2 separate regions of the Homo sapiens genome follow, and region 1 is linked to region 2. Evidence: read pairs that join two places in POLR2A ChIA-PET (ENCODE). Cell type or tissue: Panc1. All regions are shown on one strand. Links, peaks and the distances in the headings refer to the core of each region. The heading gives the core; the rest is flanking DNA. Region 1 overlaps KCNB1 (potassium voltage-gated channel subfamily B member 1). Region 2 overlaps PTGIS (prostaglandin I2 synthase).

The links. ChIA-PET counts read pairs that join two places held together with the same protein. Peaks named below come from ENCODE experiments on the same cell type or tissue, not always from the same donor. Only the 100,000 strongest peaks of a DNase experiment are listed, where the experiment ranks them.
Region 1: POLR2A ChIA-PET joins it to region 2 with 12 read pairs; 3 of 35 experiments call an interaction of 5 or more read pairs at or near these places.

What each region holds. Positions count from the first base shown.
Region 1 is chr20:49,367,582-49,370,496 of GRCh38, forward strand. It overlaps KCNB1 (potassium voltage-gated channel subfamily B member 1), which reads right to left. Exons shown (of 2, transcript NM_004975.4): 2 at 1-2,915. All of the region lies in intron 2 of LOC105372649 (a long non-coding RNA gene), which reads left to right. Among named protein-coding and RNA genes, the nearest start is that of SNORD12, 88 kb to the left of the region's middle. RefSeq lists an enhancer at 1,040-1,593. In Panc1, for the core only: no CTCF peak of the experiment used is centred there; no DNase peak of the experiment used is centred there; H3K27ac peaks cover 1,723 bases.
Region 2 is chr20:49,501,654-49,504,568 of GRCh38, forward strand. PTGIS (prostaglandin I2 synthase) reads right to left here. Exons shown (of 10, transcript NM_000961.4): 10 at 2,221-2,915. Among named protein-coding and RNA genes, the nearest start is that of KCNB1, 20 kb to the left of the region's middle. In Panc1, for the core only: no CTCF peak of the experiment used is centred there; no DNase peak of the experiment used is centred there.

The sequences.
Region 1 (2,915 bases), core at 140-2,639, 130 kb before region 2:
CCAACATGGAGAAACTCTGCCTCTACTAAAAATACAAAAATTAGCTGGGCGTGATGGTGCGCTCTTGTAATCCCAGTTACTCAGGAGGCTGAGACATGAGAATCACTTGAACCTGGGTGGAGGAGGTTGCAGTGAGCCGAGATTGCGCCATTGCACTGCAGCCTGGGCAACAGAGCAAGACTTTGTCTCAAAATAATAATAACAAAAAAATAAATAAATAAACAGATCGAAACAAGGAACTGATAAACAAGTTGGTGAGATCGGAGGCCCAGCATGTTCTTGTGAGGTTCACGAGAACCTGAAAAACCTCTGACCTTCAGCTCTGATTGATGTTACAGGCCGACAGGGTGCTGGACATGTGGGAGCAGCCCAGCCAGGAGGGACTCACATGTGTTCTGGATCTCAGAAATGCCAGTGATGAGTTTGCTTGCATGAGATTTTTGGTTCCAAGATCTCTGGGGATGAGAAAACTCAGTCCCTTCAGATCCCTAAAGGGGTGTGGGATATAAGTGAAACCAGCCCACATCCCATCCTGATTTTGAGGGCCATCTGTAGCTCTGCTTCCCTGGGTCTCATTCCTGCATTCATGCCCTGGATTCTTAAGAACAACGAATGGGAGAAACACACAGAAATGAATGAGGAAAGTCACAGCATTGACAGAGTCCAGGCCTAGTGTCAAGAAATGCCTACACAAGGAAGTCAAACCCCAAAGTCTTTCCCCACCCTCAAGAAATCAGAATCAAAAGGAAGAAAACCCAAACAGCCCAAGGGACAATGGTAGGAACTGCAAAAGACCAGAAAACATCAGCTACGATAATGACCAACAATGAAACTCCTAAGATATTGTTCTGTATTACAAAAGAAGAAATTAGACTCAATTGCCCTATTATAAATTTGCTAAAAATACATATATATATATATTTTATCTGAACAGAAAAATAGACTACTCTGAGATGCGTGGACATTCTATGACATAGTCGCGCATCAGATACTTCTAGAGCCAGAAAAATGGCAACAGAAAATGCAGAGGTAACTCTTATTTCTGGGTGTAGCCAGGACTGGTTTGGGTTGCCTGGGCTGAGTGACATGAAAGCATTTGGATGCTGTCCTATAAGCAGTGATAGGTGAGGAAACATCAGCTCGGGGCTGGAAGCTTTCCATTGTCCTGCCGGGGTCTCAGGGGAGCCCCTTCTCCCTCCTGCCCACTCTGCAGCTACAGAAAAAGTCCTTTCCCAAAGAAGCATGTCCGGAGGCTTTTTGCCTTGCTCTCTTTTGATTCAAAGTTACTTGAATTGAGGCTGAAAAAAAGCCTGGGGTATTGTTACTTGAGATTAGTTGGTAGAGAAATAAGAATAGGAGAGAGATTAGCGATAGAGACCTGGCTTTAGTGGCTCTTGTCCGTGGTGAATTTTAAATATCCCCTTGTCCATGGAACTAGACACTCCAGCTGGGACTGGAGCAAGACAGAAATATACAATAGTTACAAATATCAACAATACATTACAGTTTTACAGAAGAGAATACTGTTTTGTTTTTCTCCTTAGAAACATGGATCTTATTAGGAGAAAGGGCAGAGACGAGGCTACAGTTACCAAGACACATGGAGAAGCTGGAAGTCAGTTTGAAAAAGTTTGTATCACCAGCAGTTTTCAGGGGCAAGCTGGGTGGGTTAAAAGAAATGGCCTCCTCAGGATTTTGTTGTTTTTCCTTCTTACTCTTCTTCCTTCTTGATCCCCAGTCCTTTGGAGAAAGGGACTTCACGGGAACAAATGTTCTCTCCTCCTTTTTTCTTTCCCCTTGAAGTGTGCTTAAGATAGAATTCCTAAAGAAGGCACTGAGAAATCTACTGCACCAAAGTCCTGTTGGTTTCTTTTACCCAAAGATAAAAAGGTGAATATACTGTCTCCTCCAAAGCTTCCCCACCTCTCTCACCGCCGGTGGCAGACTCTCCCCCGTGTGATTGGGACACATGGCTACCTGGTCCCTAGCCCTTTCAGATAATTGTGGAAGTTGGAATGCAAGTTCAGCTGGGTTCTTGATGAGTTTCAGTGAATTTGCCAAACTGACCAGCATCCATTCGCCGCGTCCAGCCCCTAGTTTGCTTGTTTGGGTTGACTTGTTTCTTTCTGCTCTCATTGGTTCAGGAATGAATGGGAAATGGACCACCAAGTTAAAGCAGGATTTGCCTTCAGACCATTGCTTTCCTCTTCTCTTCTCTATCAAGACCTTTCTATCGAGTGAACTTCTCAGTGAAGACTCTTAAGTAGATTTCCCAGTGCATGTATATTCACGTACATAGGTACAGGTTGGGTGTATACATATTAAAATTTGGATATGTTCTTTTTTAGCGGGTGGATGGGCTGGGAAAACTTATAATACTCTCTTTCGAATTGAGCACAGAATAAAAGCTATACTCCCCCAGTACATACACACACAAGTAAAAGAAAAAAAAACCCAATCAAACCCAAACAAAATACTTTCTAAGCATAGTATATGCTGAATTTCAATTATTCTGTTTCTATAAGAACTCTATAGGACTCTGGCTATGAAGCCTGAAAAGGTAGGTTCTTAATGATACTTCTGAATTCGTCCTTCAAAAGTGACTCAATAAAATGCTACTTTACGGTTGGACAAAATACACAAGGAAGGAAGGGCCAGGTCCTACATGACCACAGAAGGCAGAAAGGGCCTTTGGTTACAAGGAGAGTTGCACCAATTGGTTTTCGTTTTTTTTAAAAAAAAAAAAAAACAAATCATTTTCAATCTGTACAGTTCTCATCTGCTTCAACCAACAAATGAAATGCCTCGATTGGAAGAAGGGGTGGTAAGTTCCTTCTCAATATATATGGCTATATTGAAACATGTTCACTTTCCTGATATGTAAAATAGACTATATTATTATTATTATTATTTTT
Region 2 (2,915 bases), core at 172-2,671:
TTTGAGTGAGTGGTTGTGTTAATTCCAATATAAAACCTACCTTTCTGCTTTAGGGGTATTAAAATATCCTTTCATAAGCTGACAGTAGGAGTAAATGTATTTCTTAATGTCCTTACCTGGCAAAATAAAACACTGGGTCTTTCTGTTGACTTTAATGGTACAAGGGTATGAAAGGCCAAAGTCTTGGAGCTGCAGATCACTAGGACCTGGGTTATAACAAAGGCTAGGTCAGCGGCTCAGGGAAGCCAAGCCCTGTCCCTCTGGCCCTGCCATGTGGTTCAGACCATGACTGGTAAACAAGAGAGCATAACGCAGCACTTCTCAAACTGGGGTATGGTACCCCTCTGAGGGCACATACTGATGTCCTGAAGAGAAAGACTACATTTCCCAGCCTCCTGTCTGTCCAGCAAGCTGTGGTCATGTGATTGAGTTCTGACCAATGGGATGAATGCAGGGGTTTTTCTCTTCTTTGCTTCACCCTCTTTCCTGCTGGGTGGAATGTGGACAAAATGGCTGGAGCTTAAGCAGCCATAACGGCCCCTGAGGTGGAAACCACTGGTTACAGATGCTAGAGGGTCCAGAAAGGAGGGAACCTCATGATTGTGGAGATGTCACACCACCTCTGGCCTCCCGTATCTGCTTGAAAGAGAAAAAAAAAATGTGGCCATGCATGGTGGCTCATGCCTGTAATCCCAGCACTTTGGGAGGCCGAGGTGGGCAGATCACCTGAGGTCAGGAATTCAAGACCAGCCTGGCCAACATGGTGAAACCCCGTCTCTACTAAAAATACAAAAATTAGCTGGGTGTAGTGGCACATGCCCATAATCCCAGCTACTCAGGAGGCTGAGGTAGGAGAATCCCTTGAATCCGGGAGGCGGAGGTTGCAGTGAGCTGAGATCTCACCACTGCACTCCAGCCTGGGAGACAGAGCAAGACTCCATCTCAAAAAAAAAAAAAAAAAAAAACCTGTGGTATTGAATGAAAGCATGTTAATATATAACATGTTGCTATGTTACTTTGAGAAGTCTGTCACTCACTGCCAAATCCCATCCCACCTGATGTGCCTCCATGACCTCCTCACAGATGAGGAAACTGACGTGAGGCACATCTGCCCTGGGATATTATTTCTATACAAAGATTTGAGAGAAAAAACCAAATTTCTCTTTTTATTTCTCCCAAGGCTTATTTAATCCATTTCACCCCTTCTTTTTTATTTTAACATGAATGCATGCATTCTGGTGAAGGATGGACAGCATCCGGTGAATTTTAAAGAGAGCTTTTGTGTTGTCTGCTTGTTACCAGGGTCTACCCCAAAGTCCTCTAATGCGGCAGTCCCCAACCTTTTTGGCACCAGGGACTGATTTCATAGAAGACAATTCTTCCAGCGACCCAGGGGTGGGGGTGGGAGGTATGGTTTCAGGATGGTTCAAGTGCATTACGTTTATTGTGCACTTTATTTATATTATTATTACATTGTTTGAAATAGTGAGATAATTATACAACTCACCATAATGTAGAATCAGTGGGAGCCCTGAGCTTGTTTTCCTTCAGCTAGATGGTCCCATCTGGGGGTGATGGGAGACAGTGATAGATGACCAGGCATTAGATTCTCATAAGGAGTGCGAAACCTAGATTCCTCGCCTGTGCAGTTCACAATAGGGTTCGCCCTCCTATGAGAATCTAATGGTGCCACTGATCTGACAGGAGGTGGAGCTCAGGCAGTAATGTGAGTGATGGGGAGTGGCTGTAAATGTAGATGAAGCTTTGCTCACTCACTCGCCATTCACCTCCTGTTGTGCAGCCCATTTCTTAATAGGCCAAGGACCTATACTGATCCGTGGCCCAGGGGTTGTGGACCCCTGCTCTAATGGGTACCCAGTCCCTCTGCTGCCAGCCGGAGGATCACTGAAAGAAAGATCCTGAACACTGTCTCAGGCAGCAGAGGGTCCTGCATTTGAATTCCAGGTCTATTACCTCTTAGCCACACGTTCTCGGGCAAACCACTTCACCTCTCTGACCCTCAGTTTCTTTCTCTGTAAAAACGGGGATACTCATCTATGCCTTGGAGGGTGGGTAAAGGTGTGACTCAGTTCTGTCTGTGAGAGGCCTGGGCCCACAGCAAGGGACAGAGTAGATGCTCTGTGCTCTCCTGTCCCAAGAGCTGACCTCACCATTCCAGGCACGGCCAATGCCCTCCATCAGAATCACACTCAGAGGCAGTTCCACAAACAAAGATGGTTTAATAGATTTCAGCATGTTTCCACTTGACAATGTTATACGAAAATAGAATCTTTATTAAAATAGCAAGGCATAACAATCACTGCTACTCAGGAAACACTGTGTTTATTCTTTTTAATCATCAAAATCAATGACTTTGGGCAAGACCTGTGAAATCTCAGAGCCTGTTTCTCCATCTGGAGAACAGGCAGGTAGGGCATTGCCAGCTCCCTGTGAGTGGGGGCCACTGGTGGGAGGAGATGGCCCTGGTCGCCCATGGGATGAGAAACTTACTCCTGCTTCTGTCCCTGGAGAAGGTCAGGGAGATGCCAGTGTGGCCTTAAGGCAATTCTAACACTTGCTTATCTCGTTTTGTAACAGAGAAGAGAGAGCTCTCAGCCTTGGCCACACCAGCATGGAGCCCCCTTCCCCAGCGAATTTATTTTTCATGGTCACTTTCTATTTTTGGCAGTGAGTGATACATGTTATCCACTATTGGCAGCAATTGGGGGGAAAAAAAGTTCATTTTAAAAACAAAGTTTAGGCCGGGCATGGTGGCTCATGCCTGTAATCCTAGCACTTTGGGAGGCCCAGGCAGGCAAATCACGAGGTCAGGAGTTCGAGACCAGCCTGACCAACATGGGGAAACCCCGTCTCTACTAAAAATACAAAAATCAGTTGGGCGTGGTGGTGTGCGC